Regions from separate parts of the Homo sapiens genome. Here region 1 is linked to region 2. A link is an interaction called in ENCODE POLR2A ChIA-PET data of the cell type or tissue named here. Cell type or tissue: OCI-LY7. All regions are shown on one strand. Links, peaks and the distances in the headings refer to the core of each region. The heading gives the core; the rest is flanking DNA. Region 1 overlaps HTT (huntingtin). Region 2 overlaps GRK4 (G protein-coupled receptor kinase 4).

Region 1 (16,035 bases), core at 10,750-15,749, 96 kb before region 2:
ATGTTTGCCAATTTGACAGGTAAAAAAGGTTCTTATTTTTGTTTCAGTTTCAGTCTACTGATTACTAGTGTCCTAATCAGCTTGAGTTTCTATAACAAAATACCACATACAGACTGGGTGGTTTAAACAATAAGCACTTACTCGTCACAGTTCTGGAGGCTGGGAGTCGGAGAACAAGGTGCCGACAGGTCGACAGTGTTTTTCTTAACGATATTTATAACTGCTCTTTACACAGGCTAGTAACCTTTGATCTATATGCTGTCAATACTTTCCCCAAGTTCAATTTACTTTCAATTTTGTTGAAGGTGGATTTTGACATATTGAACTATATTCCACTCAAAACAGTTTTTTCCTTTATAATGTTAACCTTCCTCAAACTAAGATTACATTTTTTAAAGAAATTATTTCATTTTTTCACATTTAGGTAATTAATCTGAACTTTATGTTTGTTTGCAATATGAGGTAGAGATATAATGTTCTCCCAAAGTCAGAGAAATGTATCATTTCCCTCATTTCCCTAATACATATATGTTACACCCATCATAAATTCATACAGATACACACATACACTCTTCTTTCTGTTCTATACCTGTTTTAACATCCAATCACTATTTTAATGTCACATACATTAAGTCTCACCATATTAGTGTTGATTTCTTTTTCTTTTTTCTCTTTTTTCTTGAGACAGAATTTTGCTCTTGTCGCCCAGGCTGGAATGCAGTGGTGCGATCTAGGCTCACCGCAACCTGTACCTCCTGGGTTCAAGCAATTCTCCTGCCTCAGCCTCCCAAGTAGCTGGGACTACAGGCATGCACCACCACACCCAGCTAATTTTTGTATTTTTAGTAGAGGCAGTGTTTCACCGCACTGGTCCAGCTGGTCTCAAACTCTTGACCTCAGGTGATCTGCCTGCCTCAGCCTCCCAAAGTGCTGGGATTACAGGCATGGGCCACCACACCAGGCCTGGTGATGATTTTGAGATATTCTTTGCAATTATGTATTTATTCTTGCAGTGAACAAGTTCAAAAATACCTCTACTAGAATTTTGATCAAGATTATTTTAAATTTCTGTGTTAATTTAGAGAAAATTCAACTTAGTAATATAAAATCTTCCTATCTAGAAAGTGGTCACCTATATCTTTCAGAAACATTAACAGAAGTTTTTATAAAGTTTTTGCATATTTATCGATTCCTTAGAGTTCGATATATTGGTGCTACTGTGAACTAGATCTTTAAACGTTATATTTTCTAGCTGATTTATGCTAATATATGGGAGATCTATGGATTTTTGTATATTTATGTTTACCTAGCCACCTTATCAAGGTACATATTAGTAAGAGGTTGCTCAAGTAAGCATTCCTGGGTATTCCCAAGAGGATACTTGTGAAAAATGTGTAGTCCCTACCTACTCAAACAGAATGCAGAAGTATGTTTGGGAAAAAGGACAGTGAGGTGCCTTCATTACTGTATTTTTAACAAATTTTCCAGATGATTTTGATGCTCATCCATACTTAGGAACCAGTAACTTAGACCACTTTAGAGAGCTTAAAGCAGACTACATTTTCACAATATACATGAAGTTTTAAATGACTTCCTACATTGAAAACGTCAGAAGCTGCCATTTATATAACCTCATTAGAGACAAAAATTAGTCTAGCACAAAAGCTATAAAAAAGTTCCAAAAGTTTAATTATATTTTAGGAGAGTTAACAGGAAACAGCGATGAGCAATAAGTTTCCATAAAACATATTTACATAAAATATCACCTTCAGCTATATACTCTGAAATCCCTAAAAAGTATAGAGTGTATCCTATGAAACCAAGAATAACCTCTCTGACTCCAAAAACTCCTTTTAACATGCTCTTCTGTAGAACAAGCATAATGAACTCTCAGCATTACTCCATAAAAACAAGAGACAGACTAATGTGAAAACCATTAACAGCTATTATTTTGATTTAATATGGCATATAGAACCACAAATCAATCTTAAGATGTCTCAACATACTTTACTAATATATGAATATAAGCCAACATTCCATGAATTCCATTTGAAAATTATCAAAAGACAAAATGACAAGAATAAAGCCTGACGCACTCAGATTGAAAGAGATCTTATTTCCTGGGTCAATAAGCTTTCAGAGAGAAATTATGTTCTCTGAGACCTGGATGGTGGAGATCAGATGAACAATGACCAAATGTTTGCCAAGTATTTAAAGTCATTTCACAAAAAAAGTAAAGATGGCCAGGGGCAGTGGCTCACGCCTGTAATCCCAGCACTTTGGGAGGCCGAGGCGGGCGGATCACGAGGTCAGGAGATCAAGACCATCCTGGCTAACACGGTGAAACCCCATCTCTACTAAAAATACAAAAATTTAGCCAGGCATGGTGGCGGGTGCCTGTAGTCCCAGCTACTTGGGAGGCTGGGGCAGGAGAATAGCGTGAACCCGGGAGGTGGAGCTTGCAGTGAGCTGAGATTGCACCACTGCACTCTAGCCTGGGCAACAGAGCAAGACTCTGTCTCAAAAAAAAAAAAGTAAAGATAACATATAGCTTTGGATGATGGGCATCGCAATGGGATACGCTTCCCGCTCAGGTGGCTAATGAACATATCTATGCAGTTGCTTTTTCACAGTGTTTCACATGTACCATCTGATCCCACAAGAACTGTGTAACTAGGGATTACATTTCAAAAATGAGCCAGTAAGGCTCAAACACGTTACAGCTTATCTAAAGTCACCCAGCTTACACAGGTAGCAGAGATAGAATTCAAACCTTTTTTTTTCCTACTTTTATCATAGCGTTGTATTCTACAATAGCATGCTAACTTAGAATTTTTATATTTTTATTTTCAGGACATATGCTCATTTGTTATTTCATTTTCTTCCCACAACATTTCCACAAATTAGACAGAAACAGAACAGAATCATACACAGTATTTCACAAACAACAGAAATGAGTTAACCTAAAATGAAACGGTTTTGTGAAATCACTTTGAAAGTATATAATACAAATGCACAGAGGCATTAAAAATAAGCAGATCACCAAAAAAAAAACACAAATCCTGTAGGAATCCACTTACATGAGGTCTCCAGAGCAGTTACACTCATACAGACAGAAAGTAGAAAGGGACTACAGGAAAGAATGGATGATAGGGAGTTTAATGAAGACAGATGTTCAGTTTTGACAGAAGAAAAACTTATGAAGTAGATGGCAGTGATGGCTGTACAACATTACGAATATATATACTGAACTGTACCCCTAAAAATGGTTAAGACAGTCAATTTTATGTGCATTTTACCACAATAAAAAGACAAGAGAGGGCCGGGCGCGGTGGCTCACGCCTGTAATCCCAGCACTTTGGGAGGCTGAGTTGAGCGGGTCATGAGGTCAGGAGATCAAGACCACGGTGAAACCCCATCTCTACTAAAAATACAAAAAATTAGCCGGGTGTGGTGGCGAGCACCTGTAGTCCCAGCTACTCGCCAGGCTGAAGCAGGAGAATGGCGTGAACCTGGGAGGCAGAGCTTGCAGTAAGCCAAGATCATGCCACTGCACTCCAGCCTGGGTGACAGATCGTGACTCCGTCTCAAAAAAAAAAAAAAAACAAAAGTGAAAAGCAATGGCCAAGAGGAAATTTTTTGAAAAAACAAATGAATCACCGGGCGCCCTGGCTCACGCCTGTAATCCCAGCACTTTGGGAGGCTGAGGCGGGCAGATCACCTAAGGTTGGGAGTTCGAGATCAGCCTGACCAACATCTCTACTAAAAATACAAAATTAGCTGGGCACAGTAGCACATGCCTGTAACTCCAGCTACTTGGGAGGCTGAGGCAGGAGAATCACTTGAACCCAGGAGGCAGAGGTTGCAGTGAGCCGAGATCACGCCATTGCACTCCAGCCTGGGCAACAAGAGTGAAACTCCGTCTCAAAAAAAAATTAAAAAAAGAATCACCACACGTTTTTGTCAGTACTAAAATCAAGATTATTTGTCTAAAAATTTTTTTCTGACTGACTATAAAGGCTTTTTCTAGCTTCTACCAGGAGAATAACATGAATTATTTATTCCAAGGGAAAGTAAGGCAAGGCAACTATTTCACGCATGCCCATGTGGGTAACAGAATTCAGATATCATAGGTGAATATGTCTCCTACTGAGCCATTGGAAACAGGCCTAAATATATTTACCATCTACAGCTACTAGGAACAACGGTCAGAAAGATAGTCAAAAGCAAAGCAGCTACAAAAGAAGGTGCTGCTAGTTCATCCCAGTGAGAAAGATCAAGCAAGGAAAGCTGACCTACAGTCAATGCCCCACGATCCCCACTAATCCCGAAGCACAGAGGAGTGGGCTCCAGCCACTGCTAGGAGCAGAGGTACAATAGGACAGCAAACTGCCAAGAAAAAGCAAATAAGAGAGACAAACTGAACTGTCTTGTGCTGTTCCTACTATTGCAACAAATGCAAAAATATCAAACCATAGATGGTTTTAAAATAACTATAGTTGCTAAGGGTGTTAACTAAACATAAACATGTTGTTCAATTACCATAATGGTTTTAATTTTTGCATAAAAGATTACAAAAAGGGAACATTATTCATTTCAGTGTCTGGATATCCTTGTATATAGCCAGAAATATGGGAAAAGGGTCCTTCTTCATCTTAAATGGATTTCTGAATCCATTTAAAATAGCTGGGACACAAAGAATATTCTAGCCCATTAAGACTGAAAATATACAAAGTTCTTATTTTCTCTAGACAGTTCAAAGTGCAATTACCTGACAGACTGTGCCACTATGTTTTCACATATTGTCAGACAATGATTCACACGGTCTTTCTTGGTAGCTGAAAGTTCTTTCTTTCTAAAAATAAAAAAAAGAAGGAAATTAATATGTGTTGAATTACCCACTCCACTTAGTTCTACACCTCATTCATTCATTCAGTGAGTGTTTCTCGACTACTATGAATAAACCGTTATACTCCATGTTGCGGGCAGAATGGGGATCTGGACAGGGAAGCACAGGGCACGAGTTCACCAATGGCTGTCAAGCTACGCTGCTCACAGAAAAAACAGATGATGTTACTAAAGCAGTTCATTTCCCCCATTTTACTTTATTTTACTTTTTTTTAGAGTCAGGATCTTGCTCTGCTGCCCAGGCTGGAGTACGATAGCACAATCATGGCTCACTTTAGCCTTAAACTCCTAGGCTGAAAGGATCCTCCCGTCTCAGCCTCCTGAGTGGCGCGGACCACAGGCACGCACCACTGGGCCTGGCTAATTTTTTCAAAATATTTTGTAGAGACGGGGCCTCACGATGTTGCCCAATTGCTCAAACTCCTGGCCTCAAGCGATCTTCCCATCTTGGCCTCCCAAAGCACTGGGATTATAGGTATGAGCCACCATGACTGGCCTCACTTCCCCCATTATAGAGAGAAGAAATTGAAGTGCCAACCATGACATGCCCAAGATCACACAGATATGAAGTCATACAGCCAGCATTTAAACCCAGGTCTTCTGGCTTTAAATCTCCTCTGTATTTCACCAATACTCAATCAATTTCACGTTTGAATCATGTGTTAACATCACTAAAGCCAAACTGCATCTTACAACCAGTGGTATAGTTTGATTAGAAACTTTCTTTCTTTCTCAGCAGTACAGAAGATGATGGCATAGATTACAAGAGATGGGAAATTCAATTAGAAGAAACACAGTCTAATACCTACTCTATATATACCAGGCTGCCTTCAGTTCTCAAAATCGTTAACTGACTACAATCAACATACCACACAGACCTCAGTAAAATATAAGCAATGGCTAACTGCTTCTATGTCCCCAAATAGCTGGGAATAAGCCTCCTATTAAGACTTCTCAGCCAAGCAAAAGGAGATAAACAGCCTGGCGAAGATGATCAGGCTAAAGATGCCTCCTTCCCATCCAAACCTATGGCTTCAGATGTCTTCACAGTTGGCACTATCAAAATAAAGTAGAGAGGGGTGATCCAAAACATAGGACCAACTAAAAACAACTAAACTAAAAGACTACTAAGTTTCTGAGAAAATTGTATTACCAAAGAAATAAAAAATCTAACTTAAAAACACTGCCTTGCTATCTCATTTTGTCCAATAAGCAAACCTGGAAGTTTAAGAAACTAAAACTAATTCCTTCCCCCATGGAATTTAGTTAAGATGATGAACTGATAACTCAAACTGACTTGTTCTACATGAAAAGTAAGTATGGTGATTAAGTGAAAAAGAAACCACCTTGCTCTGAGCAAGAACTGGAAAAACAGGGTAAGAACAGTCCTGGCTTTTCAATCACTTTTGGTAAATGTAGTCACTTTCACTTCACCTTCAAAATTAAAACAAACGGCCAGGTGTGGCTCACGCCTGTAATCCCAGCACTTTGGGAGGCTGGGGCAGCAGATCATCTGAGGTCAGGAGTTCGAGACCAGCCTGGCCAGCATGGTGAAACGCTGCTCTACTAAAAATACAAAAAATAGTTGGGCGTGGTGGCGGGCGCCTATAATCCCAGCTACTCGGGAGGCTGCGGCAGAAGAACTGCTTGAACCCAGGAGGCAGAGGTTGCAGTGCACCAAGATTGCGCCATTGCACTCTAGCCTGGGGAACAGAGCCAGACTGTCTCAAAAAAAAAAAAATTAAAACAATCCTCCGCCAGCCTCCTCTAATTGTGTAATCAAGCAATCTGCACGGGCACACAAGCGTAAGGAGGGGCATGTAAACTCAAGGACACTACAGCATTCTATTTATTTATTTTTTTTTTTCCCCCGAGACGGAGTCTTGCTCTGTCGCCCAGGCTGGAGTGCAGTGGCGCGATCTCAGCTCACTGCCAGCTCTGCCTCCCGGGTTCACACCATTCTCCTGCTTCAGCCTCCCAAGTAGCTGGGACTACAGGCACCCACCACTATACCCGGCTAATTTTTTGTATTTTTTAGTAGAGACGGGGTTTCACCGTGTTAGCCGGGATGGTCTGGATCTCCTGACCTCGTGATCTGCCCATCTCGGCCTCCCAAAGTGCTGGGATTACAGGTGTGAGCCACCACACCCGGCCCAGTAATGCTGTATTTTAATTGATCTTGGTTTTTTTTTTTTGGAGATGGAGTCTTACTCTGTCACACAGGCTGAAGTGCAATGGCGCACTCTCAGCTCACTGCAACCTCTGCCCCTCGGGTTCAAGCAGTTCTCTTGCCTCAGCCTCCCAAGTAGCTGGGACTACAGGTGCACACCACCATGCCCGGCTAATTTTTGTATTTTTAGTCAAGATGGGGTTTCATCATGTTGGCCCGGCTGGTCTCGAACTCCTGACCTCAAGTGATCTGCCCACCTTGGCCTCCCAAAAGTGCTGGGATTACAGGCATGAGCCACCACGTCCGACCTGATCTTGATGTTTTAATGTCATGTGTGTTGGATTATTTGGATGAACATTACCTCTGGTTTGTTTCACTCTGAACATGGGAGACTGAGACACAAGTATCACTTGAACCCAGGAGGCAGAGGTTGCAGTGAGAAAAGATCATGCCACTGCACTCCAGCCTGGGCAACAGAGCAAGACTCTGTCGCCAAAAAAAAAAAAAAAAAAAAAAAGACAAAGCATTTCCATTACAAGTATTCCCCTGTGTTGTCCTTTTATAACCACATTCACCTCCCTCTCTTTTCTCTCCTCTGCCACCACTAACCTACTCTACTACCCCATCTCTAACCCCAGGCAACCACTAATCTATTCTCCATCCCTAAAACTGTGCCATTGCAAAAAAACATAGAATCATACAGTATGTATAACCTTTTGGGATTGGCTTTTTTCATTAGCATAACTTCACCTAAACTGTTGCATGCTATCAGTAGCTCATTCCTTTTTATTACTGAGTAGTTTAACCATTCACCTGTTGAAGGACATCTGAGCTGATTCCAGTTCTTAGATATTATGGGTAAAGCTGCTATGCATACTTGAGTATAGGTTTTTATGTGAACATTAAGGTTTCATTTCTCTAGGATTAATGCCCAGGATTGTAGTTGCTGCTGGGCTGTATACTAACGGTATGTTCAGTTTTATGACAAACTGCCAAACTGTTTTCCAGAGTGGCCGTACTATATTATATTCCCACCAGCAATAAGTGACCTAGTTTTTCTAAATCCTCACCAGCATGTGGTATTGTCAAAGTGATCTTTTCATCTAAATGCATATATATACATATATATGTGTGTGTGTGTGTGTGTGTGTGTGTGTGTGTGTGTGTGTGTGTGTGTGTGTGTGTATATTTAGAGACAGGGTCTCACTCTCTTGCCCAGGTTGTAGTGTAGTGGCATAATCATAGCTCACTGCAGCCTCAAACTCCTGGACTCAAGCAATCCTCCAGCCTCCTCAGCCTCCTGAGTAGCTGGGACTACAGGCACACACCACTATGCCCAGCTAATTTTTTAAAGTTTTTTGTAGAGACCTTATAGGTGCTGCTATGTTGGCTATGCTGGTCGTCTGGCCTCAGGCAATCCTCCCACCACACCGTCTCAAACTACTGGTATTACAGGCATGAACCATTGTGCCCAGCCAAAATGATCTTTTAAAAACATAAATTAAACTACTTGTTTTGACCACACAAGCTTATCTTGGTGCACAAGACGCTCGTCTCTAACCTCTCATCTCTCGCAGCCTCATCCTTATTTCTGCCCTTCACCTTACTTCAGCCACTGGCCTCCTTACTGGTTCTCAAACATGGAAAGCATTTCTGCCTTCTGTTAACTCTGCCTGGACCTCTCTTCTCCCGCTATACACATGGCTTGCCCCCTTTCCACTCAAATGTCACCTTCTAACCACAGCTCTCCTTTGTGCCCTAAATAAAATTGCACATTGTCTCTCCCCTCATTCGGTTGTTTTTCTCCATAGTGGCTGCTCAGATGAAAGGGTCCTTCCAGTTCATCTAAGCGAGTCCCACTACCAATGGCTGGGAGCTCTCCGCAGGCTCACCTCAGCTCACTCATCACAGCTACAGAAATGCTCAACGGCCCTACAGCAGATAAGCAAGGCCACCTCAGCTACACCTGGACACATATGAGCAACACAGGTCTTCCTCCCAAATGCTTGCATTGTTATTAGCAACAACAAAGGTAAGGTCTAAGCACCTACAGTGGAGCTTCCCAAACTCCAATGTGCATGTAAGTCACTCACTGAACCTGTTAAAACACAGACTCTGATTTGTCAGGTCAAGCAGAGAGAGTCTGCTTATGAGATCCCAAATGATACCAAACGACTGTCCCTGAGACCTCACTGTGATAGCAAGGACCTATGGACATATCATGTCTCTAACATACATTCTAGCCCCCAAATTGATCCAATTTAATACAATATTAAACAGTGCTTTATAAGGTATTTTATTTTTCCTCCTTGTTGTCTGAATAAGACTAAATGTTTTGAGTGTGGATCCATTCAAAGGTAGTTTATCAAGTGGTTGACTTATTTACAGGAAATGGAGGTGATGGGGATGGGGACTTCTCAAGGTAGAGAGAATATGTCACCAGCACATTCTACAGCCACAAAAATGTGAGACCTTTGCCTTTACATCTCCAAAAGTCCTCTTTTAAAAAGAAATTCTAAAATATTACATAGCAATTAATAAGAATTACAGGTACTGCTATGGAACAATATCTATGACACATTGTTAAGTAAAAAAATACATATGTAATGTGATCTCAGTCAAGCAAACAAAAAATGACACATTTAAATGCTTGTATATGCATATTAAAATCTGGGAAGAAGACACAAGAAACACTTTTGTTCTTAGGAAGTTAGACAAAGATGACAGACTTGCAAGAAGGGCTTTGTTTTTCATCTGTGCTGCTTGAAGATATTTTTATAATGTATATGTGTAACTTTTATAATTTTCAAAACTAGTTTAAAAAAAAAACAAAAACAGCCAAAAAAGAAATGCTTTCCAGCAGGGTGTGGTGGCTCACACCCTGTAATCCCAGCACTTTGGGAGGCTGAGGCGGGTGGATCACCTGAGGTCAGGAGTTCAAGACCAGCCTGACCAACATGGAGAAACCCCGTCTCTACTAAAAATACAAAATTAGCTGGGTGTGGTGGCGCATGCCTGTAATCCCAGCTACTAGGGAGGCCGTGCAGGAGAATGTCTTGAACCTGGGAGGCAGAGGTTGCAGTGAGCCGAGATCGCGCCACTGCACTCCAGCCTGGGCAACAAGAGTGAAACTCCGTCTCAAAAAAAAAAAAAAAAAAAAAAAAAGAAATGCTTTCCAAATGTGGTCCTATCATATTTTAACCTAGGAGTGGGAAAACTATAACCTGCATATTTTTGGCTAGTTCACAAGCTAAGAAATGTTTTTACATTTTTAAATGGTTGACCAAAATAATCAAATACTATCTCATGACAGGTGAAAATTATATGAAATTCAAACTTCCTTGTCATTAATAAAATTCTATTGGAACACAGACACTCATACATATTGCTTATGGCTACTTTCATGCTACAATGGCAGAGCCGCGTAGCTGTGACAGAGACACTGTGCCCACACAGCCCGAAATACTTACAATCTGACCATTTACACAAAGTTTGCCCATGTTCATAGGTGGAAGACAATATTGTTAAGATGCGAATACTCCCCAAGTTGATCTACAGATTCAACACAATCCCTCTCAGAATCCTACTTGGCTTCTTTGTTGAAACTGACAAGCTGATCCTACAATTCGTACGGAAATGCAAGGGACCCAGCATGGCCAAATCAATCTTGAAAAGGAACAAAGTTGGAGAACTCACATTTCATGAATTTAAACTGTGACACAAACTTCAGTAATCAAGACTGTATGGTACTGGCACAGGATCGACATAAAGACCAACAGGTAGAACTGACAGTCTAGAAATAAATTTATACAATTAAGGACGATTAATTTTCAACAAGGGTACTAAGATAATTCCATGGGGAAAGAATAGTCTCTTCAACAAACAGTGCTGGGACAACTGAATAACCACATGGAAAAGAATAAAGTTGGACTTCTACCTGAACCATATATAAAAATTAACTCAAAATGGATCAGACTTAAATGTAAAACTCTAAAATTCTTAGAAGAAAACATAGGAGTAAACCTTTTTGACTTTGGATTAGACAATGATTTCTTAGATATGACACTTGAAGCACAGCAACCAAAGACAAAATAGATAAACTCGACTTCATCAAAATTAAAAACTTTTACACTTCAAAAGACACTATCAAGAAAGTAAAAAGACAATCCAAAGGAAGGGAGAGTTTTTACAAATCATCTATCTGATAAGAATCCAGTATCCAGAATATATAAAGAACTATTACAATTCAACAATAAAAATACAAAGGGAAAAAATGAGAACAAGGGTTTGCAAGGTAAGTATAAGAAAGAGCCTGGGTTCTGACCGGGTGCAGTGGCCCAAACCTGTAATCCCAGCACTTTGGCAGGCTGAGGCGAGTGGATCACCTGAGGTCAGAAGTTCGAGACCAGCCTGGCCAACATGGTGAAACCCCATCTCTACTAAAAACACAAAAATTAGCTGGGCATGGTGGTATACGCCTGTAATCCCAGTTACTTGGGAGGCTGAGGCAGAAGAATCACTTGAACCCAGGAGGTAGAGGTTTTAGTGAGCTGAGATCACATCATTGCACTCCAGCCCGGGTGACAAGAGCGAAACTCCGTTTCAAAAAAAAAAAAAAGAAAGAGCCTGGGTTCCTTAACTTATTGTTGAATTTCCCCAGACTTATTTTTGTCTTCTGATAAGCTCTTGCTTGTTACCAGTTTAAGCTATTGCAGCAGGATTTTCTGTTACTTGCAGCTGAATACAAACCTGATAACGCAAGCTACTGCTAAATTGTTATACTTAGCAGAGTTCAACAAGTGCAGTTGGTTCCGCATTCAAAATCCAGTCAGTCATTCCTCACACTGCCCACAGCCGACAGCCGGTACCCTGACAGAACCCACCATGCTTATCTGAGCACTGCAGTGGCTTCCTAACTGGTTTCTGCTTTTGCCGGTGTTCCCCTTCACTCTGTTGTCAGCCAGAGTTCACTTAAGATTGAAATTCAGATCATGCTACTCCTCTGCTCTAATCCTCCAGTGACATCCCATCTCACTCACATAAATGCCAATATCTTTATTCCATCTACAAGGCAAGTAGTATTGGTCTGATATGGCACTCCCTTGACCTCTTGGACCTTACTTCTTACTACAAATGTCCCCCTCACTCAATTCACCCAACTAAAATGACATCCTTGCTATTCCTGAAACAGGAAGATTTTGGACCTGTTCCCCCCATCTGGAATACCACTACTTCATACACCCTTACACTAGACTCTTAACTCGCTTGAGGTCTTTACTCAAAAGCCATCATCTGGCCAGGTGTGATGGCTCACACCTATAGTCCCAACACATTGTGAGGTTGAGGTGGGAGGATCACTTGAGCCCAGGAGTTCAAGGCTGAAGTGAGCTACGATAGTGATACTGCATTCCAGCCTGGGTTAAAGAGCAAGACCTTGCCCCCCAACCCCAAAAAAAAAAAAAAAAAAAGCTGTCTTCTCAGTGGACCTTCCCTGAACACCGTATTTAAAATATCAACACTGGCCAGGTATGGTGGCTCATGCCTGTAATCCTAGCACTTTGGGAGGCCAAGGCAGGCAGATCACATGAGGCCGGGAGTTCGAGACCAGCCTGCTCATCATGGCAAAACCCCATCTCTACTAAAAATACAAAAATTACCCAGGCGTGGCCGGGCACAGTGGCTCATGCCTGTAATCCCAGCACTTTGGGAGGCCGAGGTGGGCGGATCACAAGGTCGGCGGATGACGAGGTCAGGAGATCAAGATCATCCTGGCTAACACGGTGAAACCCCGTCTCTATTAAAAATACAAAAAAATTAGCTGGACGTGGTGGCAGGCGCCTGTAGTCCCAGCTACTTGGGAGACTGAGGCAGGAGAATGGCGTGAACTCGGGAAGCGGAGCTTGCAGTGAGCTGAGATCGCGCCACTGCACTCCAGCCTGGGCGACAGAGCAAGACTCCGTCTCGGGGGAAAAAAAAAAAATTACCCAGGCATGGCAGTGCATGTCTATAATCCCAGCTAAACAGGAGGCTGAGGCATGAGAATCACTTGAACCCAAGAGGCAGAGGTTGCAGTGAGCCAAGATCACACTAGTGCACTCCAGCCTGGCTGATAGAGCAAGAACTGTCTCAAAAAAAACAAAACAAAACAAAATAAAATAAAAATGTCAACACTTAGTGCTACAGCTCTTTTGGAATTTGTCTAGCAGGCTTTCTGGGTTTTGCTGGAAAGCCCTTAACAATTTTTTTAAAAATAAAAATAAGTTAACACTCGATTAACCCTGACATTTCCCTATCCCCTTCCCTGCTTTGAAGTTCCTCCACGTATTAACGTACTGTATATTTTACTTATCTATCTTGCTTACTGTCTATGTCCTTCATTAGAATGAAAGCTTCACGAGGGCAGAGCTTTGTCTGCTCACTGCTGAGCCCTGCACCTATAACAGTGCCAGGCACATAGTACATGTTTAGTAAATATTTACTGATGAATGAATAAAGTCAGGGAAACACCAGATAGGAATCTGAAGGAGAATAAGAAACTGCCAGAAGCAAGTATTAATTGCCTCCTAATTACTGTGAGGACCCTCCCAAGCATGCTAGATTTGCTGAGCCTGCAGCCAGCCCCATAAGGAACTCCTGCATCCTGTATGCTGAGCAGAGCACAAACACTCATAAACTGAGGCCCATGCATGGCGTGACACCACAGTTCCACACCAAAGAGCAAGAGCCATAAAAACAGAACAGATACTTTCTAAATTGCTTTCATCAATCTTACTTTGAGAAGAGGATTTTTTGGCTGAAGCACGTGAACAGAACTGCCAAAATCCAAACTTTGTGAGCAGTGTTTGTTACTCAAAATTAGTGAATACCTCCTTTCTCAACAGCAAAATACAGAGAAATATGACAAATATGCATTTTATTTAAAATAACTATAAAACTATAAATAAACCTAATGCAGTTGATTTCAGAGCATGCTAAGAACCTTTAAAAGTTATTATTCTAGCCAGGCATGGTGGCTCACACCTGTAATCCCAGCACTTTGGGAGGCCGAGGTGGACAGATCACAAGGTCAGGAGTTCAAGACCAGCCTGGCCAACATGGTGAAACCCCATCTCTACTAAAAATACAAAAATTAGCTGGACATGGTGGTGGGCGCCTGTAATCCCAGCTACTCAGAAGGCTGAGGCAGGAGAAGCATTTGAACCTGGGAGGCAGAGACTGCAGTGAGCCGAGATTGTATCACTGCACTCCAGCCTGGGTGACAATGTGAGACTACATCTCAAAAAATATATAGATATATATTATTCTAAACTACTTTTGTTTTTAGAGCATTTTAAATCTATCTTACAATATGAACAGGTTATATCTGGCAGGATACATGAGGAACTGAAATAGTGCTTGTTCTTGGGGACAAAGTTAGGTACTCAGAGGAAAGGGGTGGAAGGAAGATATTTTAATTATTGCCCTTTTGTAATTACAGAATTTGTATCATGTCAATGTATTACTTATGCAAAAATAATACATTAAAAAAAATTTTTTTTGAGATAGAGTCTCGCTCTGTCACCCAGGCTGGAGTGCAGTGGCGTGATCTCAACTCACTGCAGACTCTGCCTCCCGGGTTCAAGCGATTTTCCTGCCTCAGCCTCCCAGGTAGCTTGGATTACAGGCACGTGCCACCATGACCAGCTAATTTTTGTATTTTTAGTAGAGACAGGGTTTCACCATGTTAGCCAGGCTGGTCTCAAACTCCTGACCTCAGGTGATTCGTCCACCTAGGCCTCCCAAAGTGCTCGGATTAAAGGTGTAAGCCACCTTGCCAGTCCTGATTAAATTTTTTAAATAAGGTAATCATATATTACCTTAAAGTAATGAAACAAAATCTATCTCCTTTGTCAAGGCAGCAAAGGAAATTTCTTGATACCCATATTTTGAAGATAAGCAAATGCAGGTTCTGTCAAATCAGCATAAGAAAGAGAAGGCATATTTTTAGAATGATCAAGTGTCTGAAGCAGCCCAGCAGAAAGGTCTTCCTTCCCATCAGGAGCCCTGTTTAGTGTTTACACAAGATACATGCAATGTGTGAACTTTTATGACACCTACCTCCTAGAAAAGCACTACAGTAAATTTCTGGATGAGAAATTACTTACTGAAGAGATAAGCCAAATTGTTTTAAAATTTCTCCAAATATCCAAAAAGTTTTTCCATCCTTTAGAATAATTTATTCCTAAATTTTATTCCAACAAATAAGCTAACACTGCTCTCCGAATCATTTTCTAATTAAACTTTGAAGACGAGACAAGGATCATAACAGAAACAAAGAACAAGAAATATTACTAAAAATTAATCAGTCTTAACAGAGATATTCTTACCAAATGCCATCTGGGACACATCCAGATCGGAAATAGAATACTGAGAGGTAAGAGAAAGGCCTGAACTGCACCAGAGTACTTCCTAACTCCTACTGTACACTCGACACACAGACTTCCAGGGAAAGTCCTGGGGTTCCGCTAGATGTTTTAATGGTCTCTCTTTTCCTGTTTCAAAAATTCTCCCCAAGAACAAGCAACAGAAACCCCTAGCTTCCAAAAAGTAACAAGCTGTCAGCAATGAAGCAAACAGAAACCCTTTCACTGGCACATCTGAGATGCCCACGGAGTCTGCGGACCCCCCGTATTCTGGCAAGCCTGACTGGAATACTGGTAAAATGTACACCTCATTCATCCCTCGGCAATTAACCTCCCCATCAGCAACGTGTTGGTTTTATTCCCAACACACATAGGCAAAAAACTTCAATCAACTCTTCCTAATATTTAAGATAATTTCATTAATCACCACGTAAGTTCACCACTTTACTTGGCAACCACAACTCATTCAAACGCCTGCAGACCAACTTAGGCTTAGATGAGCAGATCTCTTAGGTGGTGCTTAAAATCGTGTTACTACCACCGTGATCATGAACT
Region 2 (16,035 bases), core at 7,295-12,294:
TTTTAAGACAGGGTCTTGCTCTGTCACCCAGGCTAGAATGCAGTGGCATGACCTTGGCTCACAGCCACCTCAATCTCCTGGGCTCAAGCGATCCTCCCACCTCACCTCCCAAGTAGCTGGGACTACAGATGCACACCACCATGTCCAGCTAGTTTTTTTGTTTATTTTTTTGTAGAGATGGTCTCACTATGTTGGCCATGCTGATCTCGAACTCCTGGGCTAAAGAGATCCTCCTTCCTCAGCCTCCCGAAGTGCTGGGATTACAGGCGTCAGGCATCACACCCAGCCAAATTAAAGCTTTTAACATATGTTACGTCTTATCTAACAAAGTAAAAATGGCTATGCACTCTAATTATTTATCTACAAATTTTTATTCTAAAGAAGAAAACACACCTTATCATTGAAGAATCTATCTAAGATTGACAGTCCACAATCACTTCGGTCCTCATCATCGGCAACTTCATATTCTGCCTGATTGGAGAGATGGAAGAAAAGAAAGAACAGTTAAGCTGGGTGTGGTGGTGCATACCTGTAGTTCCAGCCACTTGGGACGCTGAGGTTGGGAGGATCACTTGAGCTCAAGAGTTCGAGGCCAGCCTGAGCAACATAGCGAGATCCCATCTCTTAAAAAAAAAAAAAAAAGTTAAGCTTCTTCACCAACAATGTTTCATTATGTTTCAAATTATTTGGTTTGATATCCTCAGAGTCACAGACCAACTCTACTGATCAAGAGTCTACAGCTCTTCTTTGGGAAAGTAAGGTGTATGAGGCGGAAGAAGTCAGTTTTTTAAAGGAGGTTAATGAAGTTTTAGAGCAATACTTCCCATAATACTCTGTATGCCATATTACATTGTATCCATTAAAGATATCTCAGGGCCGGGAGCAGTGGCTCATGCCTGTAACCACAGCACTTTGGGAGGCCGAGGCAGGCAGATCATCTGAGGCTGGGAGTTGGAGACCAGCCTGGCCAACATAGTGAAAACCCGTCTGTACTAAAATTACAAAAATTAGCTGGGTGTGGTGGCGCATACCTGTAATCCTAGCTACTCAAGAGGCTGAGGCAGGAAGAATTGCCTGGACCCAGGAGGCGGAGGTTGCAGTGAGCCGAGATCATGCTACTACACTCCAGCCTGGGCAACAGAGCAAGACTCAGCCTCAAAAACAAACAAACAAACTTCAGTGCTGGGAGTTCTGGATACTGTGTGGCATGCAATTAATGGAAGAGAAAGCAAGTCTGATCCTGCAATGGTCCTTCGATATGCCAACTGGGCAGGCTATGAGCCCCAGTTAGTCACTCAAACATAAATCCAGGTGCTGCTGGGAAGGTACTTGTACATACGATTAAAGTTTATAATCAGTTGACTTCAAGTGAAGGAGATTATGCTAGATAATCTAGGTGGCTCTGACCTAATCAGTTGGAAGGTGTTAAGAACAGAGATGAGTCTTCCTGGAGGAAGAAATTCTGCCTGAGGACGGCAGCTTCAGCCCATTACTGGAGAGTCCTACCATGCCCCTTCTGACGGTCCGCCCTACAGATTTCAGACTTTCCTAACCAGACCCCACAATTATGTAAGCCAATTCCTTGCAATAAATCTCTTAATATCTCCTCCTATGGGTTCTAGTTCTCTGGTTGAATCCTGACTGATACAGATGCCACTAATTCATTTAATGAGCAAGAAATAGGGCAAACAACCATGCCATGTGCCATGAGGGGGAAATGAATAAGACACAGTCCCTTCACTTGAGAAGCTCACAGAGCCTGTCATCACCTATCACGAGGATAGTCAAAGCAGTAAGTGTGACAAAATGGCACAATCAGACATTATTTCTGAACCTACACAACTGCCATCAAAAAAACAAAAACATAACCTGTAACTGCAGTCACATAGCTGTCACCTCATAACGACAGGTATCATGACAATATCAGAAGACTGAAACCTAAAACAGAGTTTCAACAATGCAGTTTAGCTATTTTAACGTAAGGAAGAACAGTAGGTCCCTAAATTCTTAAAATACAGCAGCTTGGCAAACATTACCCACTACATGAGAACTTACACCCAGGGTTCCATCCCCCAAACTGAGTAAGCATGCCCCAGCATACTGGAACTCTGTCTTCAAAAAGAAGAACTGGCCAGGCGCAGTGGCTGATGCCTGTAATCCTAGCACTTTGGGAGGCCGAGACGGGCAGATCACCTGAGGTCAGGAGTCTGAGACCAGCCTAGCCAACATGGGGAAACCCCGTCTCTACTAAAAATACAAAAATTAGTTGGGTGTGGTGGCACATGCCTGTAGTCCCAGCTACTCAGGAGGCTGAGGCAGGAGAATCACTTGAACCTGGGAGGCGGAGGTTGCAGTGAGCTGGGATCACGCCATAGCACTCCAGCCTGGAGGACAAGAGCAAAACTCTGTCTCAAAAAAAAAAAAAAAAAAAAAAAAAAAGAAGAAGAAGAAGAAGAATCACCTTATTCTAGCAACAGTGCCAGAAAGGAAAGGACTGGGAGAGATCTGAGGGAAGGAAGCAAACAACAAAACAGCCGCAAATGTTTTTCTGAAAAGAATATATCATAAATAAATATATATACATTTTAAAGTTTTAAAAAGCTGTGTTAGAGGAAAATCAAATCCAAACTCAATGATATAAGACATATATGTCCACATATAATAAGCACTCAATACATATTTGCCGATACAATTAAGACAGGCCAAAGCAGAGAGAGGAAGGATCATAACCCTGGTACAAAAGTGAGAGAGATTTTCTGCTAAATTCCACCAATTTTCTATTGGTCACTTGCTTCTGAATTTCATAGCTTTGAAAGTCTAGGCTTCCCAATGGTACCCACAAAGACTGAGAAACATAAAGTTTCTTTACCTATAAGGAAATCACAGTAAATCTCAAACAGGATACATGAGAATGTTGGAAACTTTCTTGAGCATAGTAAATTCCATCCAAAGTGATCATTCTTCTTACACAAACTTTATCCCTTCCATATGCTTCTGGGTTAAAGCGTTTTTAAGTTAAGAGCATTGGCCAGTTGAGTGCAGAAAGGACACTTTTCTGGTAGCCGAACAAGCACTATCATCTTAGAGCCGGGCACAGTGGCTTATGCCTGTAATCCCAGCACTTTGGGGGGCCAAGGCAGGTGGATCACAAGGCTGAGGCAGAAGAATTGCTTGAACCCAGGAGGCGGAGGTTGCAGTAAGCCAAGATCATGCCACTGCAGTCCAGCCTGGGAGACAGAGAGAGACTCCATTTCAAAAAAATAAAAAATAAAAAAAGCATTATCATCTTAATTAGTTTGTCATCTTCATACAATTCAAGCCTCAAGTTTCAAAGTCATTCAATGACTACATGTGATTCTCCAACACTTGAGACGTAATTCTACACAAAATACCACTTCAGACTAAAGGGATTTCTGTCCTAATAAGATAATATGACACCAAGACAACCAGTCCCTCCACTCCTACATCATTGCCCAGGTCTAGTTTTTACATTTTCTTTTTTTTTGAGACGGAGTCTTGCTCTGTCGCCCAGGCTGGAAGGCAGTGGTGCGATCTCGGCTCACTGCAACCTCCGCCTCCTGGTTCAAGTGATTCCCCTGCCTCAGCCTCCCAAGTAGCTGGGACTACAGGCACGCGCCACCACGCCCGGCTAACTTTTTGTATTTTAGTAGAGACGGGTTTCACTGTGTTGGTCAGGATGGTCTCGATCTCCTGACCTCATGATCCGCCCGCCTCAGCCTTCCAAAATGCTGGGATTACAGCATGAGCTACTGCGCCTGGCCAAGTTTTTACATTTTCAAAAGCATAAGATTGGGTGGTTGCTCAATATGGAGATAAACTGCTCACCACTGCATCCAAGAATTCAATGTGCCTCTTTAGAGTGGGTTTGGTATCACAGAACTGCCTGAAGAGACGTCTTCCTATCGGTTGCTTGTCACAAAGACTGCTATAATCCTTTTCTGGGTGAAGCAAAGGGATAAGAAGCAAACAAATAGAATCATTACAGTCCACCACATGCTGTTCTAAGCCTTACAGTTCTCACTCGATACAGTAAAAGTCAAGAACAGTATTTGCCGTATTATTTTCATCTTGTTGTTGTTGTTGTTGTTTGTTTCAGACAGTCTCCCTCCTCTGTCGCCCAGGCTGGAGGGCAGCGGTACAATCTCCGCTCACTGCAGCCTCTGCCTCCCGGGTTCAGGCGATTCTCCTGCTTATCTGTTAAGCATCTAATATCTAGAACATAGAAAGAAATCTTATACCTCAACAACAAAAAGACAATCCAATTTTTAAAACGGATAAAAGATTGGAACAGACATTTCTCTAAAAGTTTACAAATGACCCATAAGCACATGAAAATATGCTCAACATCATTATTCATTAGAGAAATGCAAATCAAAACACAGTAAGATACTTCATACCCACTAGGATTAGATTCAATGAAAAATAAAGAGGAAAATCAAAAGCGTTGGGAAAGATGTGAAGCAACTGAACACATTGCTACTGGGAATGTAACACAGGGCAGTGGTTTGGAAGAGTCTGGCGTTCCTCAAAAAGTTAAACACAGAATTACCATATGATTCTACTTCTTTTTTTTTTTTTTTTTTTTTTTTGAGACAGAGCCTCACTCTGTCATCCAGGCTGGAGTGCAGTGGCATAATCTCAGCTCACTGCAACCTCTACCTCCCGGGTTCAAGCAATTCTCATGCCTCAGCCTCCTGAGTACCTTGGATTATAGGCACATGCCTCCACACCCAAGTAATTTTTGTATTTTTAGTAGAGATGTGGTTTTACTATGTTGGCCAGGCTGGTTTCAAACTCCTGACCTCAGATGATCCACCTGCCTTGGCTTGCCAAAGTGCTGAGATTACCGGCATGAGTCATGGCGCCTGGCCCAATTTTTGTAATTTTAGTAGAAACAGGTTTCACCATGTTGGCCAGGCTAGTCTCGAACTGCTGACTTCAAGTGATCCACCCACCTCAGCCTCCCAAAGTGCTGGGATTACAGCCGTGAGCCACTGCGCCTGGCCAACAATTCTGCTTCTGAGTACATACACAAAACAAGTGAAAGCACGGACTCAAACAGGTATTTGCACACCAATGTTCCCAGCAACACTATTCACACAGCCAAAAACTTGGAACAACCCAATGTCCATCAACAGATGAACAGATAAGCAAAATGTGGTATGTCCACGCAATATCCAACTCAATGCCACCGAACTGTACATTTCAAACAGTAATTTTTGTTATGTATATTTTATCATCATTTTTTAAAAGCCTAGTACATGAATATTCATAGCAGCATTATTCATAACAGGCAAAAGTAGAAAACAACTCAAATGTCTATTAACTGATGAATGGCTAAATAAAATGTGATATATCCATATAATGGAATATTATTCACCAACAAAAAAGGATGAAGTACTTTGACAACATTATGCTACGTAAAAAAAGCCTGTCACAAAAGACCACATAGTTTATGATTCCCATTTATATGAAATGTCTGGAACAGGCAAAGACATAGACAGAAAGTGGATTTGTAGTTGTCTAGCTCTGGAGGTAGCGGGCAGGAAGGAGTCAGGAGTGGCTATCAATGGGTGTGGCGTTTCTTTTTGGGGTGCTGAAAATGCTGTCAAATTGACTGTGGTGATGGTTTCACAACTCAATATATTAAAAACTATTGAATTATATACTTTAAATGGATAAGTTGTATGGCATATGAATTATATCTTCAAGAAGCAGTTATTTAAAATACTCAGTGGAGTTAAAACAATGGGGGGGTTACAACAATGAGGGAAATACTAGCTCCTTTATACCACCTGAAACTAATTTTTATAAATATAATACTTCATCATCTTTCTTTAAAAGGAACTACAATAGTACTAAAGGAAAGATGGATTGGTTTGTAAAAATAATCTTGGAATAAATGTGTCCTTCCTACAGATAACACAAAGCTCAGAAGCTAACCAGGAAAAGACTGATATATTTGTCTCTATAAAAATACTAAAACTTCTGTATGAAAAAAAGACACTGAGGGCCAGGCGCGGTGGCTCAGGTCTGTAATCCCAGCACTTTGGGAGGCTGAGGTGGGCGGATCACAAGGGCAAGAAATTGAGACCATCCTGGCCAACCTGGTGAAACCCAGTCTCTACTAAAAATACAAAAATTAGCCGGGCGTGGTGGTGGGCACCTGTAGTCCCAGCTACTTGGGAGGCTGAGGCAGGGAATCACTTGAATCTGGGAGGCGGAGCTTGCAGTGAGCCGAGATCATGCCATTGCACTCCAGCCTGGCGACACAGCGAGACTCTGTCTCAAAAAAAAAAAAAAAAAAAAAGATAACACCTTTTATATATAAAGAACTTTTATAAATGAATTAGAAAAGAAAAAGGAAACATTGAAAAAAAAAAAGGAAATGTTCTACCCCATCCATAATCGAGAAAAGAAACCATTTTTCAAATTGCAGTTTAGCAAATATTAAAAATACTGACAACAACCAGTATTAGCAAAGGCATCACAAAGAAAGTTTGTTACATACTGTTGACAGAAAGGTAAATTGATACAATCTTTTTGGCAGTGATTTAGCAATATCAAAATTTTAAATGCATGTACCCTTTGAACTGAAAATTCTATTGTTAAAAAATACAGTTATGATTGCTCTATAGACATGATTCTATATCTGACTTCTTTTTTTTTTTTTTTTTTTTGAGACGGAGTCTTGTTCTGTCACCCAGGCTGGAGTGCAGTGGTGGGATCTCCAAGCTCCCCAGGTTCACACCATTCTCCTGCCTCAGCTTCCCAAGTAGCTGGGACTACAGGCGCCCGCCACCTCGCCCAGCTAATTTTTTTGTATTTTTAGTAGAGACGGAGTTTCACCGTGTTAGCCAGGATGGTCTCGATCTCCTGATCTCGTGATCCGCCCACCTCAGTCTCCCAAAGTGCTGGGATTACGGGCGTGAGCCACCACACCCGGCCTTCTGTATCTGACTCCTTAGGCTCATGTTAGGACCTGTAGCTAACTCTCATTCTTTACAGTTGCAGAGTATTCTGTTACACTGATATACCATATTTTTATCTGACTAATCCTTTCCTGAAGATCATTAGAAATTTTTCTTTTCTTTTTTCTTTCTTTCCCTCATTAATTTTTTTTCTCAAGACAGGTCTCACTATGTTGCCCAGGCTAGACTCAACCTCTTGGGCTCAAGGGATCCTCCTGCCTCAGCCTCCTAAGTAGGTGCACCTACAGGTATGTGCCACCATGCCTGGCTCAATAATTTTTTTTTTTTTTTTTGAGACAGAGTCTTGCTCTGTTCCCCAGGCTGGAGTGCAGTGGTGTGATTTCGGCTCACTGCAAGCTCCGCCTCCCGGTTTCACGTCATTCTCCTGCCTCAGCCTCCCAAGCAGCTGGGATTACACACACCCGTCACCGCACCCAGCTAATTTTTTTGTATTTTTAGTAGAGACGGGGTTTCACCGTGGTCTCGATCTCCTGACCTCGTGATCCGCCCACCTCGGCCTCCCAAAGTGCCGGGATTACAGGCGTGAGCCACTGCGCCCGGCCTGGCTCAATAATTTTTTAAAACGTGCATAGAAAACTGTCTGGAAGGCTACTAAACAATACTTAACAGTGTTTCTTCTACAGACAATAATTGGCTCGGTCATGGGGAGAGGAATTTTTACTTTTTCTTCAGTAATGTATAGAACAATGAGTATATATATTACTTGTAAAAAATGTTTCTAATGGGGAGCGGGCATAGTGGCTCACACCTGTAATCCCAGCACTTTGGGAGGCCAAGGTGGGCAGACTGCTTGAGCTCAGGAGTTTAAGACCAGCCTGGGCAACATGGTGAGACCCCACCTCTATAAAAAATATATATTTTTAATGAAAAAGTCAACAGCCAACTTTATAACTGCAGATCAGAAAATCTAAAGGATTTTTTTTCCTGAGAGGAATCATGAAGATATAAGGAGAATTTATCATAAAATGTTTGAAACAAACATGGAACTCAAGAAAGAATAACATCTAATGAATGGTATCATGCCAGATGTACCATCCAAGCATTAGTAGGCACTATTTACTCACCAATGGAATGTCTAAGCTCACTGCACTGGCTGACAGGAGGCAGTGTCAGTATCTCCTTCCATTTTTTACTACGACCACTTTTTTTGCCATATCCTCCTGAATTTGGGAGAAAAAAGGCAATTTCCTTTAACAGTCAGAAATATCCAATTATAACAACTACTTCCACCAATATATCTTAACATTTCTGTTTGAGTGGTTTGGGTACCTATCATGAATAAAAATACATGCTTATAATAATTTGTCTTATCTGGAAAGCTGCTTGATGAAGTATAAAATTCCCAAGGGAAGCAATCTGTCACTAGCTCTGCCATTTAGAAGCCATGGTGAGCCTCAGTTTCCAAATCTGTAAACAAGATCTAACATGACATATTGTTCAGGGCTGCTTATAAGTATTTATCAAAGAAATATTTATTGAGCATCTACTATGTACCAAAAACCTTCAAAGCACTAGGCATATGATGGTAAAAAAGACCAAGTCCCTCCCTCGCATTCTAAGTGAGGGAGTGATATGGTTTGGCTCTGTGTCCCCACCCAAATCTCATCTCAAATTATAATACCCACATGTCGAGGGAGGGACCAGGTGGGAGTCCCGTGATTGGATCGTGGGGACGGATTCCCCATGCTGTCCTGCGATAATGAGGGAGTTCTCATGAGATCTGATGGTTTTAAAAGTGGCAGTTTCCCTTGTGCTCTCTCTCCCCCTCTCTCTCTCCTGCCACCATGTAAGACGTGCCTTGCTTCCCCTTCGCTTTTCACCATGATTGTAAGTTTCCTGAGGCCCCTCTAGCCATGCAGAACTGTGAGTCAATTAAACCTCTTTTATTTATAAATTACCCAGTCTCAGGTAGTATCTTCACAGCAGTGTGAAAATGGACTAATACAGGGAGACAGGTGCACAAATCAGATAATGATAAGAGATAAGAAAAAAATGCTAATCATATAGTGATAAATATGAAACAAAATCAAGCAGGGTAAAGGTGGAAGGTGCTGTTTTGACTAAGGTAGGATCAGAGAAGACCTCCCTACAGGGGTCACATTTAGGCAGAGGCCTGAAGGATGTGAGTGGCAGAGTCTTGGCAAGTGCTGGGAGAAGAGCATCCCATGGTGAAACCAGAATGATGGAAAAGGCTACACTATAATACTTCAGAAAGATCTTTTAAACAAGCACCATTTTTTCTTTAATTCAACTCAGAGAAATGAGCATCTTCAATCTCAAGCCTTCTGGGCAGCTAAAATTTTACTGAATTTTATCCAGGAGAACATAATGGCTTAGGCTGGGTGACTAAGACTCCAGGACCATTTGGAAGAATTAGGAAACCAGGGCAAAAGCCACATTTCCTTGGAACACGATGAGCTCTGTCTTAAATACGGTGAGTGTGGAAAATTGTAAGAGACAGACATTTGGAAGATGGGTAGACTGGGATGAGCTCAGAAGAGGCTCGGCTAGAGATACAGACTTGATATCTGCAAAAAAGAAAACCATCAAAGATGTAAGAGCTTCTTCCTCAGCCTTAGTTTTGCTCTTCTACTCCCCCTACTCAATATTTCAACTGAGATCATGAGCTCTGGACTCACGTCCCACACCACAAGATGTCCAGAGCACCTGGCATTCAACATGTTCACCCTAGACTCATAATCTTCCCCCTCAAATCCAGTCCACATTTTTTCTTTCTGTTAAGATTTGTTTATTTAATAAACATGTAACAACCACCTGCCAATGCCAGAGAATATGTCAAGTGCTGTGTCAGTGACAGCCATGTCCTATGTCACTGAAGGGTGGGGAAAGGGTGACCTGTTCCTCCTGTCCCTTCACAGAGAACACAGAAACTCATTCCAGAGAAGCAGTAGGCACTGAAAAAAGGCTATCATCTTTGGTTATGGGTTATTTTTTTCAGGGTTATTGCTGGTTCTCCCTTCAGTTGAAATAAGAACTGTTCTTTGGGATATGCCATTTTTATCTGACCTCTTAAAGGAGTACAGAGCTGAGCTGTCACTTGCCTGATGCAGTATTTTGCCCTCTAGATTCCACAAGTGGAAAACAAGCATGATCTACAAGTGCCCTGAGACATGGCTTACATCTTCAGTGGTGCTTCTGTGCCCAAGCTGCTGAATCATTGAGCAGAGAACAAGTCCCTCTTGGTCTTATTCATATTTCACTATCTCTGCTTTCTCTTGTTCCCTGGCTTCTCCCAACTTTACACTACTCAAGTAACTAGCAAGAAACATGGCAGCCTGGCTGCTATGTCCTTCCTTTCCTAAGCCTGACACTGCCTGTAGGCTTAGAACCAGTGCTTCCACCTTCCCAGGATCCAAGCAGCGAGGCAGGCAGGGCCTGGATGAGGTGGTGCTGGCAGCAGTGGCCAGTGCCGGCGGAAGCCAGGAACAGGTGGGAGCCCTACCCCCTTCCAGGTTGGTGGGGCAGGAGCCCCACACTACTGGGAGCAGCTGCAGCCACCCAGCCACAGCTGCTGACCTGGGCATCCCTGTGCTCTCAGGAGCCCAGGAAGCCCCCCTGCCCCTGCAGGCTCAGAAGTGCCTGTTCCCACTGACTGGCCTCTCACTGCTCCTGGCACCTGCTCCGATTTTGGATCAAAGTTGTGGCTGAGCCCAGGCACTGTCACAACCCAGCCAGGTGTGTGCACGATAGGGGCGGTGCTGACACACCAGCCACCTGCCACCTCAGCCCCCTCCAGACTTTGGACACCAATGAGCATGGCAGGGAGGCCAAGGCGTGGCTGAGTTCAGCTCAGTGCAGGCCAGGGCACACAAACAGCCAGGGCACCATGAACAAGGGCAGGAGGCAGACAGGCTCCTGGGTAGAAAGGGGCAGGGTCCCCAGTGAAACCTCACCTTCAAGCCAGGGATAGACTGAAGCCTGACAGCCGGGCTGCCAGTTCTGCAGACTGGAGTGAGAACTTATGGTGGTTTTTCTGGGCCCGCCCACGGACCAATCAGCATGTACTTCCTCCCCTCTGAAGCTTATAAAAACCCCAGACTCAGCCAGACTTGGGCAGAAAACAGGACAACCTGCCTGCAGAGAGGTGCTACCCACTGTGGGTCTCCTTTCCACTGAGGGCTGTATACTCATCAGGACAACCTGCCTGCAGATAGGAGCTACCCACTCCAGGTCTCCTCTCCTCTGAGGGCTGCACAGACGATGGGATGATCTGCCTGCAGAAAGGAGCTACCCATTTTGGGTCTCCTGAGAGCTGTACTGTCACTCAATAAAGCACCTCTTCTTGCTTACCCTCCAGTTGTCTGTGTACCTCATTCTTCCTGGACATGGGACAAGAACTTGGGACCCACTGAATGGTGGGACTGAAAGAGCTGTAATACAAACAGGCTGAAGCACACCCCCCAACTCACCACGTTGTGGGTGATGAGAAGGAGAGAAGAGAGGAGATAAGAGCTGTGGCCCCTTGGGGAGCCGAGACTTAGGACCTCCCCCAGCCAAGGCTGTGACACCCTCTTTGAAGCTCTGTGGTTCCTGAAGTCTCCAAGCTTCTGGGCGCCACCGCATTCCCTGGCACCCACAGTGGCAGCTGCTTGCAGTACGCTTGGTCTAGCCACAGCCACAGCAGGTAACCAGCGCCTGTGCCTGGAGCTGCCTGCCCTGCCACAGCTGGCATGCCTGGCTGTGCCCAATGGCCAGACCCCACACTCATTTGCTCATGCAACCCTTGCTGCTCTGCACCTGGCTTGCCCTTGGCAGGCATGGGATCTGGACCAGTAGTGAAAGACAAGCACAGCCTGCCAGGCCAAGTGGGTGGAAGGAGCCCAGTGGGCCCAAGCAAAACTCAGGTAAAGCCGCCACTGGCCACAGAAGTCTCCAGCTGGTGAAGTGACACCCTAAGGATCCTGTGACAGTGGCACAGCCGCTCAGCCCCAGTGGGTTTGTGTTCACGGGTATGTGGCACTGACGGTGGGGTAGGGTGGCAACAAGAGGTAGGCTGGATGCATTACCCAGGACTAGCCTGTCAGGCAAGAGGTGAGCTGTTCTGCTCCTCACAGATGGGCCCAAGGAAGACAAGGCTTCCAGTGAGTCCCTGTGCCTCATCTAGGTGCTGTTCTGGGGTATTTGCACATTGAGATCTCAGCATCTAGTAGGCTTGTTGTGGAGATTAAATAGGATAACTTGTATAGAAAGGTACCAGGCCCATGAGTGGGGTTCAGTGTTCCTTCCCTTCCCCTTTAGGGTATGTTTCCTACATCGACAGAAGATTCCCACTGAAGACTGGTTCCCGGGTTCCCATCTTGGATGATGAGGGAAACAAGTCAAGGTGCTAGGCTTTCCTCTTCATCCTGGCTGCTGCCACTCCCAGCCAGCTCCAGGCAGTGAAGGCTCCAGGGAGGCTGGGTGGCCATGGCAGCCCCAGTCATCCTTCCATACTGTGAATCCTGGCTAACAAATTATTTATTGAGAAGACATCTGCTGTCCATGTCCAGTGTGCCAGGCACTGTCCAGGCTCTGGGTACCCTGTGGAGGGTCAGGCAGCTGGTCCTAACAGGATGAAAGCACTCTTGTCAGACCCAAAGAAACTTGGAGCTGGGAAGGCACAAAGAAGGGTTCTTGCTTACATGTCTGAGATAAGAACCATTAGGAGGAGTGTCTAAAATAACCCCACAAGAAATTCTTTCACATCCTTCATGCATTTCATGCTTTTCACAACCTACATTTGGCACATATGCAGGTATTTCTGAGACCAGGTACACTGGACCATTTTTTTTCTTTTTTGAGATAGGGTCTTGCTCTGTCACCCAGGCTAGAATGCAGAATGCAAGTCTCACTGCAGCCTTGACTTCCTGGACTCAAGAGATCCAGCTACCTCAGCCTCCTCAGCAGCTGGGACCACAAGCATGCACCACCACACATGGATTTTTTTTGGGGGGGTAGGGGGACGGAGTTTCACTCTTGTTGCCCAGGCTGGAGTGCAATGGTGTGATCTTGGCTCACCACAACCTCCGCCTACTGGGTTCAAGCAATTCTCCTGGCTCAGCCTCCTGAGTAGCTGGGATTACAGGCATGTGCCACCACGCCCGGCTAATTTTGTATCTTTAGTAGAGACAGGGTTTCTCCATGTTGGTCAGGCTGGTCTCGAACTCCTGACCTCAGGTGATCCGCCCGCCTCGGCCTCCCCAAAGTGCTGGGATTACAGGCGTGAGCCACCGTGCCTGGCCACTCTTTTTTTTTTTTTTTTTTTTTTTGAGACAGAGTCTCCCTCTGTCACTCAGGTTGGAGTGCAGTGGCACCATCTCAGATGATTGCAACCTCCACCTCCTGGGTTCAGGTGATTCTCCCACTTTAGCCTCCAGAATAGCTGGGATTGCAGGCGCCTGCCACCACACCCAGGTAATTTGTGGGGTTTTTTTTTGTTTTTTTTTTTGAGACGGAGTCTCGTTCTGTTGCCCAGGCTGGAGTGCAATGGCGCGATCTCGGCTCACTGCAAGCTCCACCTCCTGGGTTCACACCATTCTCCTGCCTCAGCCTCCCAAGTAGGTGGGACTATAGGCGCCCATCACCATGCCTGGCTAATTTTTTTGTATTTACAGACGGTGTTTCACCACGTTAACCAGGATGGTCTCGATCTCCTGACCTCATGATCCGCCTGCCTTGGCCTCCCAAAGTGCTGGGATCACAGGCGTGAGTCACCGTGCCCAGCCTAATTTGTGTATTTTCAGTAAGAGACGGGGTTTCAGCATGTGGGCCAGGCTGGTCTCGAACTCCTGAACTCAGGAGATCCGCCCACCTCGGCCTCCCAAAGTGCTGGGATTACAGGCATGAGCCACTGTGCCTGGCCACACATGGCTATTTTTTTAAAAAGCTTTTGTAGAGAAGAGATCTTGCCATGTTGCCCAAGCTAGTCTCAGACCCCTGGGCCCAATCGACCCTCCTGCCTCAGCCTCTCAAACAACTGGGATTACAAGCATGAGCCACCTTGCCTGGCCTGGACTTTTTTTAGGACGGCAGCAATTGAGATAAGATGCTCTTGAAAGAACACCTGCCCCCTAGTGGCATCTCCACCACAGAACTGATGCCAACTACGATTTTGAGCCTCTGGAACCAGTGAACTCTGTTTCCAAGCAGCTTATGTGAACCTCTCCCTGTCTGCCAAATAAAAGCTTCCTCTTCCTTTCCCCTTTTCGGGTGCACCTGTGGCTCGCCATGGCTGTGCATCCCAAATTATAATCCTCTTTGCTTACTCCCTAATTCATTCATTAAATTCAGAGATATTTTTCTCTGATATCTTTTTTTAGATTGACAATAGAATCGATTAGCTCAATTACAGAATCCTATCAGACCAAGTTTTTAAAAGATTCTTAAAAACTTAGCATATTATCAATTAGCTTAATGTGTGAAGCCACAGTCTATGAGATAACCAAGAACCTTCTACATAAAGTAATTTTAAAGATGAAAGTTGTTTTCCCTTTTTCTTCCCACTCAATATGGATCTTTAGGATAGATTAATACAGCAACTGACTTTTAGGAATTTCTATAAAACCTAGTTTATTCTCAATTTTAGCTGTAAAAAAGAAGGAAAATATTTTATTGTCAAAAGAGATATAGTCAGGGCACCAAAGGCTCATGTTACAAAAGAAAAAATAGGCAAAATGAACTTCATAAGCCCATGGAATGGGGGAAAACATTTGCACATTATATACCTGATAAGGGATGAGTAATCAGAATATATAGTGAACTCCTAATAGTCACAACAGAGCTGCTGCTGGGAAGTGGCAGCCCAATGAGGGACATTTCCCAGTCCCCTGTGGGGAGGGGGGCCATCTGACTGTGATCTGGACAACAGAATGTGGACAGAAGTGTTTATGCCACTTCCACGCCTGGCCTGGAAGAATCTCCCACACGGTTCTCCGTGCTCTCTCGCTTCTTTGTTTCGTAGATGGACCGAGATCCACAGGAGGATCTTGGGAGCCATGTGCTGATGACTCAGAACTTCTGCCAGCCTGGAATCCTCAATGACTGCACAAAGCACAGTCTACTCACCCACTCCCTCCCTGACCGCCCTCAACGTGGCTTTTATGGAAATGAAAAATAAATTCTATTCTTATTGCTCCACAAACAACAGAGATTTTAAGGTTTACCTGTTACAGCAGCAAGTATCAGTTTAACTGATACAGATGTCAGTATCTAGAGGGAAATATTAACCTAATAAAAAACCCTGGGTAAACAGATGGTCTAGCAGTAGGCGTAGCAGCCGGAGCTCTGCGTTATTCAGTAGCAGCAACACATTTAGTTCAGTGTTGTCTGTGATGATAACTCAAGAGGCAGCACACACAGACCAAGTGCTTGGAGAGCCCCACGCTCTAGCAAACAGGTCAAACAGCAGTAGTATGCGCTGTTACTCATCATACCGAGGAAGGTATTTTGCTGGGGAAGGGAGCTCAAGCAAGAATTGCTGGCTTTGTAAGCAGCAATAAAAAAAAAGTGCAAACAGACCAGAAATTTGGGCCTTTAGAGAGTATGAAAGGCCGCCTGTTCCTGGACCCCCAAACAGTGGAAAATAAGACTGGAAAAGGCTTTGAAAGACAAAAGCAGATAAAAACTCAGCTCTGTGCAGCAAGCAGATCAGGGGTGTGGTTTTCCCACCCATACTGCTGCCTCAAGACAGCCCCCAACTAATCTGGGGAGTAGAGACTTGAAAGAAAGAAAATTCGGCCGGGTGCGGTGGCTCGCGCCTGTCATCCCAGCACTTTGGGAGACCGGGGTGGACAGATCACCTGAGGTCGGCAGTTTGAGACCAGCCTGACCAACATGGAGGAACCCTGTATCTACTAAAAATACAAAATTAGCCGGACGTGGTGGCATGTGCCTGCAATCCCAGCTACTTGGGAGGCTGAGGCGGGAGAATCACCTGAACCTGGAAGCGGAGGTTGTGGTGAGCTGGGATCATGCCGTTGCACTCCAGCCTGGGCAACAAGAGCAAAACTCTGTATCAAACCAA

What was found. ChIA-PET counts read pairs that join two places held together with the same protein. Peaks named below come from ENCODE experiments on the same cell type or tissue, not always from the same donor. Only the 100,000 strongest peaks of a DNase experiment are listed, where the experiment ranks them.
Region 1: POLR2A ChIA-PET joins it to region 2 with 8 read pairs; 4 of 35 experiments call an interaction of 5 or more read pairs at or near these places.

The regions. Positions count from the first base shown.
Region 1 is chr4:3,075,759-3,091,793 of GRCh38, reverse strand. HTT (huntingtin) reads right to left here. Exons shown (of 67, transcript NM_001388492.1): 2 at 4,772-4,855. It also overlaps the pseudogene RNU7-33P. Among named protein-coding and RNA genes, the nearest start is that of HTT, 9.1 kb to the right of the region's middle. RefSeq lists enhancers at 11,981-12,120, 13,798-13,937. In OCI-LY7, for the core only: no CTCF peak of the experiment used is centred there; a DNase peak (open chromatin) is centred at 13,773; H3K4me3 peaks cover 2,487 bases; H3K27ac peaks cover 2,643 bases.
Region 2 is chr4:2,976,651-2,992,685 of GRCh38, reverse strand. It overlaps GRK4 (G protein-coupled receptor kinase 4), which reads right to left. Exons shown (of 16, transcript NM_182982.3): 2 at 8,078-8,173; 3 at 3,847-3,959; 4 at 394-471. Among named protein-coding and RNA genes, the nearest start is that of GRK4, 21 kb to the right of the region's middle. In OCI-LY7, for the core only: no CTCF peak of the experiment used is centred there; no DNase peak of the experiment used is centred there.